3 separate regions of the Homo sapiens genome follow, and regions 2 and 3 are each linked to region 1. A link is a contact called in ENCODE Hi-C or POLR2A ChIA-PET data. All regions are on one chromosome and are shown on one strand. Each heading gives the region's core, a stretch centred on a gene start or an enhancer-like site at or near the end of the contact. The rest is flanking DNA. Distances are from core to core; before and after follow the strand shown. Region 1 has its middle 36 kb from the start of LINC02408. Region 2 has its middle 18 kb from the start of DYRK2. Region 3 overlaps LINC02421 (long intergenic non-protein coding RNA 2421).

Region 1 (3,256 bases), core at 78-2,577:
TTACTATCAAGATGTAGTATTCAGCATTCTGTACAAATGAGTTAATATAATTTTAAATATCTTTGTGGCATTGAAATAACTTCCACACAATTTCAGTAAACTGCCTCATCATTTGGATGCAAATAATTCAGAAACACTAGGGTGAAACCTGCCCTGATATTTGCCTGTGCCCTAGCCCTTGCTGCTGGCTGTTTTAACCTCTGATTCAGTGGCTGTGAAGACACCCTGCCCTGTTTCCCTCACCCCACTGCCTCCATTAACTCATCCTTGCATTAACTACCAATGTTGCTTTTGCTCACCTGCTCATCACGTGGATCTGCTCATCCACGTGGATCCACGTGGATCCTGTTCCATATAGTCAAATACACTGTCACTTCTGAGATTACTCAGAGATTTTTAAAAGCCTATTGATCACTTGGTGTTAGGTAGACAACAGTTGCTTTTCAGAGCAAAAAAATTTTCAGAGATTTATTTATTTCAATTATTGAACATTTGCCAGATAATTGATTCATAGGACAGTCCATGACCTTGAAGACCTCTTAATAAAATGGCAAGGGTGAGAGGGATGGGAGGCAGGCAACGTGTAGAAATATCACACAGTGAGCAGATGGGATATGTGCCTTTGACAAAACACAAGAAGGGAGCAATCATAGTGCCCAGGGAAAGCCAGGAAGGATTTGGGGAGAAGTGAAATTCTTCTGTCACCTTCTAACTCCTACTCAGATGAAGTTACTGCCATAGCAGATACATCTGTAGGCTGTACACATATCACTTTTGTCATCTTCCCTGGCAGACTGATAGTTCAATGATGGCACAGAGCACATCTCTCAGGCTCACAAAGGGAGTGCTTAATCTATCTATATTCGTTCAGTGAAGGGATCTGATCTGAATCTTAGAGAGAGAGTTGGACTTGGCCTTGAGGATGGGTGGATGTTCCTTGGGGCAGAGGATGTAGCCTGCACCAAGGCAAGAGGAATAGAACACCACAGTGTGCTTTAATTGGCATCAGCACACCGTCTCCAAACTGCCTATCAGTGGATCAGGGAGATATTTCCATTTTGAAAAGGCCTGTCTGCCAAACTTGGGGGCTACAGAGAATAAAACCTTTTGACCAGCTACCGGTGACAGATTTAAAGTTAAACCACCAGCCACAGGCACATATCAGAATATGGTTCCCCCTTTCAAAGGAAGGGCTGTGATTATGCAAGCCTGCCCAGGAATCCCCAGCCTGTGCTTTATTTATGGCTGGCCCCTTCAAAGCAGAGTGCAAACGTGCTCGGAATGAGCAGGCAGGCAGCACAGCTTTGCAGCCTGGGTACCTAGAGCTTCTAGAAAAGGAAGCAGAGTTGGAGGGCTGCCAAGCCAGTAAGCTGTCTGCAGCATGACCAGGAAGAGGAGAAGCTTGGCTTTTTTGTCTTCAGTGCCTCCTCATCATTTTCTCAATATCCTGTAGCATTTGAACAGGCTGCTGTTGGTTTTCGGCAGGGTGATGTGCATGGTGACATTTGTATTAGTGGCTTCCTGATGACTGCCTTTTGTTTACCAAACCATAACAAAAGGTGGAGCTACTCCAGAAAATTGAAAGTCTATGGGTACCAAGGGCAAAAACCCCATCAAATTTGGGATGCGTGTCCTTTGGCTGCTGGAAAGGGGCCTGTAACATAGCCCTTGGTCACCCACTTGCCCTGTGCTTGGGGCACTGTGCAGGTTTGGCTGGCAGAAGGGCTCTCCCTGTCAGTAAATACTGTGCTATAGGACACAGAAGCTGGAGGTGAGCAGGCCAAAGGGATGCCTGGAGGATCCTGAAATGCTGGTTTTAGAAACCTGCTTCTTAGTGAAGGTAGCCACTCCCTGGGGCTGTATCACCCTGCCCTGCAGCTCTTGAGGCATTGCCGGGCATGCACTCCATGTCACCCGAGAGAAGTTACACCTTCAGGTTCAGTAGAGGCCACTGCCCCAGAAGAAGGGTGTGGAAAGAATATTTGAGATGTGAGACTCTGAGCTGAACTCAGTATGACCTTGCATAGCCGTTTGCTTCAGTCCCAAACCAGCTTCCTTTAACCTCTAGTGAAAATGTTTCCCACATGTGTCAAGTAAGGCTTATCAGCAAAATCTGATGGGACTAAGATGTATAGGAACCAAGGTAGGGAGGAAGAACTTTCTCAATGACTCTTCACCCAGAGCAGAAACTACCTTTTCTCATTTCTCTTTAGTACACTGGAGTGGTTTGACTGTTCAAATATTTTTGGAGCTTGGCTCCAAAAATGCAGTCCCTGACCACAGGGAGCTGAATACAAAGGCTCCCTCTTAGAGAACATGTTTTATGTCCTCCTGAATGCTTTCACATATCTATAGTCCCCATGAAAAGACACAGCCCATCTTGTGAGGTGCCTGAGGTCCATGCTAGTTTCCTTTGATGCATGCAGACATGAAGGAAGCTAACAAGGGTCTTCCGTGCAAGGGACCCAGGACTCTGGACTCTGGGGCCTACTGCAGCACCATGGACACTTGTCTTCACCCCTTCATCACAGGCCTGCAATGGTACTGTCTCTGGTGGAGGAATAGACAGCCTAGTTTGGCAAATTTACTTTCTTCTACCTCTGAGACTTGTAACTCAGGCTTTTTGTGAGATCTTCAGTGCAATATCTTTCTTGGTTTAGTCTAAATATAGTTTTCAGTAGGCAGGAGAATAATGCTTAGAAAGCATACAACTTGCTGATGTCAGGGGGAGAGAGATCTATTTCTATTATATCAGGGCTCCCCAACCCCCGGGCCACAGACCTGTACTGGTCCATGGCCTGTTAGAAACCTGGCCATACAGCAGGAAGTGAGCAGCAGGTGAGCAAGCATTACTGCCTGAGTTTCCTGTCAGATCAGCAGCAGCATTAGATTCTCATAGGCATGCAAACCCTGTTGTGAACTATGCATGTGAGGGATCTAGGTTGCATGCTCCTTTTGAGAATCTAATAAGGCCTGATGATCTGAGGTGGAACAGTTTTACCCCAAAACCACCAACCTCCTTGATCTGTGGAAAAACTGTCTCCCATGAAACTGGTCCCTGGTGCCAAAAAAGATCGCGGGCCACTGTATCATGCCATATAATTCAGCTTTTATATGACTCATATTTGTTTATTCAACTGTCATTGTCCTAATTCTCATCTGCATACTGCCTGAAGTAGTTAATCTTTGGGTCTACAATAGCTGCCTTCTTGGCAATTCTGCCAACATATTCCTCGAATAATCCTATATTCACCAG
Region 2 (3,315 bases), core at 807-3,306, 150 kb after region 1:
AAAACAAGTGAGTACAAATAAAATGTCATATGGTGGTAAGTGTGAAGAAGAAAATAAAGCTAGGGTCTGAGAGGCAGCACTGCAATTTTAAAGAGAATGCAGCTTTAAATAGACTGCACCTTTAAATAGACCTGAGCAAGACTGCAACGTTTAGGCTGGGATGGCTGTAATCCCAGCACTTTGAGAGGCTGAGGTGGGAGGATCACCTTGAGGTTGTTAGAGGCTTCATGAGCTACGATCACGCCACCGCACTGCAGCCTGGGACACAGCTCAAGATCATATCTTAAATAAATAAATAAATAAAACAAAGAAGGCAACATTTAGCAAAGACTTGAAGGCAAGGAGGACATTCTTGAGGAAGAGTACTCCAGGCAAAGGAACCAACAGGAGCAACAGGTAAGGCATGTGTGGCGGGGCATGCACGGTGTGTGTGAGGAACAGCAACAAGGCCAATGTGGCTGAAGCGAAGTGAGCAAGGCAGGGCGAAACAAGGCAAACCACCAGAGGGGCAAAAAAGGAGCACATAAATTATACAGGAGCTTTTAGCTACTCCAGAGACTTTGGCTTTTGCTCTGGCTAATGGGAAACTGTCGGGGAGTTTTGAGAAGAGAAGTGCCATGATCTTACATTGTGAAGAGATCAGTATGCCTACTGTTAAGAGGCTACTTCTGTAATCCAGAGGAGAGATAATGGTGCCTTTGAGCATGGTGATATTTGTGGCAGTAGTGAGAAGTAGGTGGATCCTGGATATTTTTTAGTGTAAAATCAACAGGATTTGCAGATGGATGTGATGTGATGTGTAAGAGCGAGAGAAGAATCAAGAATGACACCCAAGTGTTTGGCTTGAGTGATGGAAAGTCTAGACTTGCCATTTGCTGAGATAAGAAACACATATTGGGAAAAACAGAGGTAGAGAGGAAGAAATCACACGTTCAATACTGGCTACGTTAAGTTCGATATCCTTATTTATCAGGTATCTAAACAGCGATGTTGAATAATGTCTTAGTTCACTTTGTGTTGATATAAATAACTACCTGAGACTGAATAACTTATACAGAAAACAGGTTTATTTGGCTGACAGTTCTGCAGACTGTACAAGAAGCATGGCACCAGCATCTGCTTCTGGTGAGGACCTCAGGAAGCCTCCAATCGTGGCAGAAGGGGAAGGGGAGTGGGCATTACATGGCAAGAGGAGGGAAGCAAGAGAGAGAGAGGGGCAGGTGCAAGGCTCTTTTTTAACAATCAGATCTCCCAGGAACCAACAGAGGGAGAACTAAGTTATTATGCAAGGACAAATGTTCATGAAAGATCCTGAATGTCCCAAATACCTGCCTCCAGGCCCCACCTCCAACATTGGGGAACAAATTATAACATAAAATTTAGAGGGTACAAATATTTAAAGTATATCAAAGAAAGAGTTTGCTTTAAGCATCATCTCTGTTCTGAATATATTACTTATAGCTGAGTGTTTCTGTAGTAATGAGACATTTGAATTGTTTCTTGGTGCAAACCATGTTTATGAACTTCTACAAGAAGTTCAGAACCTCAACACTGCTTTCAGGAAAAGCAAACTAGTAACAGTAAGATATCAGTTGTGTGCTTCTGATGTAGAAAAAGAGTCCCAAAATAGAGCTAACTCTGTCTAGAAAAGCTGCAAGAGGTTACCAAAGAGTAAAACCAAAGATTTTACTGCAGTGAGCTATTACACAGGCAGTGGTTTTAGGGTCTTCGCACTCTTCGGTGCTAAGTATAAATCGGTTTGATTTTCAAGCACAAGAGAAAACAATGTTTCTTGTGCCAGGTATGTATTTATGCACAAACTAGTTTGAAAGGCTTCAGCGTGAATGCCCAAATTACAATTGACCTCTGTTAGTCTCAGCAGTAGCACCAAGAAATGGAGCATAAGAAATGAAAAGAAAGAAATGTCAGGATACATTTGTAGCAACAGAGAAATGGCGGTGAGAAAATCTCAGGAAATACAAAGCTTACAGTAAAATTAAAAATCTAAATGCCTGCTGGAGAAAGGTGGTAATGTCAATGGGTAAAGCCAGCCTAGCACACACACAATAACAGGAAGTGGTGGGGACTGCGGTGACCTGCAGGGCAGGCACTGGTGGGAAGTGGGGAGGGCTGAAGCTACAAAAGGTGGGGGATGTTCTCCGTTGCCAAGTAGGACTAGGAGGAAGCACAGTGCAGACAGATTTTGCCTTATTTCCAGAAAAGCCAGAAATCTGGATATTTACATGAAATCTCCTGATTTTTAAATGTTGGCATTTAGTTCACATTTTCAAAAAACACTGTGGAAGCCAAACAAAACATATCTGCAGGCTGCTTTTGATCTGTAATTTCTAACTTTGCAACTTCTAACTTTGCCATTTACATACAAACAGTTTTAATTATTGAGTAAACTGAGCCATTAAATCCCTACATAGTTATGACAATGATTTCCCCTACACAGAAGAAACAGAAGAAACCATTTTTTTATGACCTGAAGCTTCTGTTGCAGTATGAAATCATGTTATTCAAATACTAGCAGAGGAAAAGCAAAATAATAGAATAAAAATAATTCCTTTCCTTTTCAGAATTTTTACAAATGAAAGTTGTCAACTTTTATTACTACTTTTGCATAAATCTTCTGAAAGTTAAGTCACCATTAAACTAAATATGATGTGGAATAAGGTAGAGTTACGCTCTGCTGCTTCTGAAATAGGTTGACATTTTATAAGATTCTCCTGGAATATTCCTCTGAAGGATGTTGGGTTTCAGAAATCATATAAGCTGATGGAAAACGACTGGTTCTGACTGAAATGAACAAGTGGAAGGAGAGATTTTCATTATGACTAAGGCTATTTCATAGTCTTTCCCAGTAACTCATTTTCTCCATCATTCTATCTGGAAATCTTCATTGAAAAGCAAGAATACCAGACAATTGGATAGATTTGAAGGAATGCTTAAACTCGATTCATTCTCATAGCCTAAGCAGGCCTCTGGACCATGCTTCAAGCACTGTGATTTGAGAGGAATCTGAGAAATGTTCTATCTTCCAGGGAAATTTCCTAAGAATCTTTTGCCCTGTGGTGGCTTTATTTCTACCTATACCTATAGATTTGGAGGAGAGAGGGTCTTCATTTTTCTCCTCTAAATTAATTGAGAGAATAGACATTCCTAGAGTGGGGGTAATATCTTAAAACCCTTACCAGCTAATGGTTAAGGCAGGAAAATGACTTTTTGTTCCCCCAGCAGGAGCAGGGAGCCAACAGGGCAAGACTATAAAGTAATGGCAGAAGCTCCGGAAGTCTGGAAACAGTATGAACT
Region 3 (3,021 bases), core at 36-2,535, 230 kb after region 1:
CTGTTTCTGAGGGTCAGGAATCTGGGAGCAGCTTAACTAACTTGTTCTGGCTCAGGGTCTTCCATGAAGTGGCAGTCGAACTGTTAGGTCGTCCACTGGGCTGCCCAACTGTCCATGAGACTGGCCACTGGCTTCCACCAGAGCAAGTGATCCAAGGGAAAGCAAGACAGGACCAAATGACATCCATAATCTCTCTTCCAGAGTGGTATCTACCACTCCTCCTGCACTCTACTGGTTACACACCAACCCTGATACAGTGTGGGAGGGGACCATATTAGAGTGTGAGTATTGGAAGCCAGAAATCGCTGGAGACTATTTTAGAGGCTGGCTATCACAGGGTAGGTGGGTACTGGCATATTCCTGAGTTCCGCTGAATCCTCTGCAAAAGAGGGGCAATTTCCAAAGTTTGTCTTCTCAGAAGCCCCACACAGCAATTTGAAGGCACGGAAGACCATACTCTGGTCAATTTCCAAGCCCTGTCAATGTATCTATAGTAGATACTGAATTGGGGGTGACAAGCTTGAAAGAACAAGCATCTACATAAATGAGACCATGTGAAGTGGCCCTACTTACTACACTCTTATTGCCATGTTAAGTGGCACCAGATTGAGGGTACAGGTTGTCTTAGAGAAAGATAAGCAGAAAACAGTATGGTATGACGGATCACCAAGCAGTGGGGAGTGCATTCCAGACTCTATACTGTGAATTTAGGGTTTCGTGCCAGTTTGCAAAGCTTCCTGAAGGTAGCGGGGAAGGCTTGGTGGAGAACTGAATAAAGAGATGACATGGAGAGGTGAAAGGGCCTGAGGGGAGGGTGGAAGCCCTGAGAAACGCAGGAAAGGGCAAGAGGCTGGTTCAGCAGCCTCACAGGCTGGGGTGAGGCTGGCTTCTACTTTCAGGGAAAGGCATAAAGGCTCCCACTCACCTTTTACATCAGGAAGATGAGGGAAAAAGAGTTATCAGTAGAGGAGAAGCCAAAGGTGTGGGCATTTATCAGACACCCACCTTATGCAATGCACTTTCCGTGGGTTTCGATTAACTCCCCACATGACTGGGAGAGGAGAGTGTGGTATTCTCTTCTTTACAGAAGCAAGTCTTGAACCCAGGATCATTTGCATCCAAATCACACACTATTTTCACAAAACATCATTGCTGTTGGGTGCCTCAGCTGGAACCTGTGAAAAACAGACGGGACTCCCTGGTGACTCAGAATGAGAGGAGGGAAGGAGGACACTGTGTAGTCAGCATATGGCCATGGGTAAACTTCCTCCTTTCTGTTCACAGTCCTAGGAGGCAGACTTTGACCCTCATAAAGGCACAGCTGTCCACAATCTTTGCCCGGCCTCTAGTTCTCCAGACAAACCCAGCATAGACCAGATTCAGGGTGTGCTGTGGGAGCCAGGGAGAGGTGCTCCCGTTTCAAAATGGTAGTGTTTGCTCTATGTTACTTTAAGTTTAAAAAGTGATTTCTCTTTTGGAGACGAGAGTGGCAGTTTAAAGAAGACAGAATAATTATGTAGGCAAGAATGTGAAAGGAAGGACCAAATCACAGTGTGGAAAATAAAACCAGAGTGACATTTGCTGCTTAGAGAGTGTAGTGTAGACAGCATGGACAGATAGGCTCAAATTCAGGCTCCACCTTGAAGTGGATTTGTGACTTAAAACAACAAATGTAAGCTCCAGGTCTTACCTGTGAAATGGGGTTGATGATGCCCACCTCTCTAGAACACTGTGTTAAAGGAGGTAACTTTAAATACTGCTATAGGTAGCATGTAGTAGGTGCTATATAAGTTGTAGTTATAAGTTGTAGTTCCTTTTTTTTTTGAGATGGAGTCTCACTCTTGTTGCCCAGGCTGGAGTGCAATGGCATGATCTCTGCTGACCGCAACCTCCACCTCCCGACCTCCCGTGTTCAAGTGATTCTCCTGCCTCAGCCTTCCGAGTAGCTGGGATTACAGGCGCCTGCCACCATGCCCGTCTATTTTTTTTTTTTTATTTTTAGTAGAGACCGGGTTTCAACATGTTGGCCAGGCTGGTCTCGAACTCCTGACCTCAAGTGATCCGCCTGCCTCGGAAGATTAATTTAAAATATTATCTTCTGCTTAGAGTGATGGCAAGCTGGAGGAATTGGGATAATGATGGTGTGTGGGATGGTGTGGGGGAGTGGATGTGGGACAAAATAAAGCTCAGGCAGAAGATGGGATTTCCTTATGGATCTGAAGATGCTTTGTAAAGAATGTGCCATGCACATTATCAGTGGGACCCACCTCATGCCATCAGTGTGTTTGTGGCAGAAGAAGGGAGGATGGAACACAAGGTTCCTAAAACCCAGCCAAATGCTTGTTCCTGCACCATATCATCTTGGGAATGTGGATGCCACATCTCTCTTTTGACATTTCTTGGTTATTTAAAGTTTAGCTGTAGCACAGCCTGCATATGTCTAATGCCTGGTGGGAGAAAGTGAATTAATTAAAGTCCCCTCATGCTGTTATTAATCAGCTTCTCTACAATTTTTATAGGAAGGCCAAGTCATCAAAGAGAAACCAAGACTTTCCTCCGTGGAGAGCTTGCATGGGGAAAGGAGAGAGACTCAATCCTCAGGAGAAAAGTTGAGGAGGTAGAGCTTTGGGGGACAGGGCCATCTGAGCCTGAGAACTGTAAGAAGCTTGCCTCTGGAGGGACCAGGAACATCTTATGGGGTGAGGGAATGCTGGTGGGGAAGATTCAGTCAACCAAAAGGAATCTTGCCTAGCTAGGCTTTCACTATATATGTGGAATGGAAGAGCCTTAAAAAAATAGATGATAGATAAATAGATAGAAAAGATGATGAAGAAAACAAAATTGTTGGGGAAGATTGGAAATTAGTCTCAAAACTACTTTGTAGTTATGTCTCTGTATTTTAGAACTTTTGGCTTAAACTAAAAGGTAGCAAAAATATATAGTTTATGCTCTAATGTAGATTTAATTTTTATCAACAAAAAATTTGTATATGACATTACAGAAGATGGGTGCAGATAAACA

Evidence for each region. A loop is a pair of places that touch in the nucleus more often than their neighbours do. ChIA-PET counts read pairs that join two places held with the same protein, here RNA polymerase II (POLR2A). Pooled maps may share reads with other maps.
Region 2: a loop to region 1 is called in a map of CD4-positive, alpha-beta memory T cell, with 8 times the contacts of the local background. The contact joins two enhancer-like sites. A Hi-C loop is called at or near these places in 4 of 168 maps with a recorded cell type or tissue (CD4-positive, alpha-beta T cell, CD4-positive, alpha-beta memory T cell, CD8-positive, alpha-beta T cell and 1 more), 1 of 37 single-sample maps with no recorded cell type and 10 of 50 pooled maps. POLR2A ChIA-PET finds 5 or more read pairs at or near these places in 8 of 52 experiments (CD4-positive, alpha-beta T cell, CD4-positive, alpha-beta memory T cell, CD8-positive, alpha-beta T cell and 5 more).
Region 3: a map of PC-9 shows a loop between it and region 1 (3-fold over the local background). The contact joins two enhancer-like sites. A Hi-C loop is called at or near these places in 1 of 168 maps with a recorded cell type or tissue (PC-9) and 2 of 50 pooled maps. POLR2A ChIA-PET finds 5 or more read pairs at or near these places in 2 of 52 experiments (IMR-90 and activated CD4-positive, alpha-beta T cell).

Annotation. Positions count from the first base shown.
Region 1 is chr12:67,482,169-67,485,424 of GRCh38, forward strand. No RefSeq gene overlaps it. Among named protein-coding and RNA genes, the nearest start is that of LINC02408, 36 kb to the right of the region's middle. RefSeq lists enhancers at 1,627-1,676, 2,237-2,286, 2,507-2,686. Within about 2 kb of position 1,328, at least 10 of the 41 ENCODE cell types and tissues checked have a DNase peak (open chromatin) inside an H3K27ac peak, as active enhancers do.
Region 2 is chr12:67,628,840-67,632,154 of GRCh38, forward strand. No RefSeq gene overlaps it. Among named protein-coding and RNA genes, the nearest start is that of DYRK2, 18 kb to the right of the region's middle. Within about 2 kb of position 2,057, at least 4 of the 41 ENCODE cell types and tissues checked have a DNase peak (open chromatin) inside an H3K27ac peak, as active enhancers do.
Region 3 is chr12:67,709,511-67,712,531 of GRCh38, forward strand. LINC02421 (long intergenic non-protein coding RNA 2421) reads right to left here. Exons shown (of 5, transcript NR_110063.1): 5 at 1-1,175. Among named protein-coding and RNA genes, the nearest start is that of LINC02421, 18 kb to the right of the region's middle. Within about 2 kb of position 1,286, at least 2 of the 41 ENCODE cell types and tissues checked have a DNase peak (open chromatin) inside an H3K27ac peak, as active enhancers do.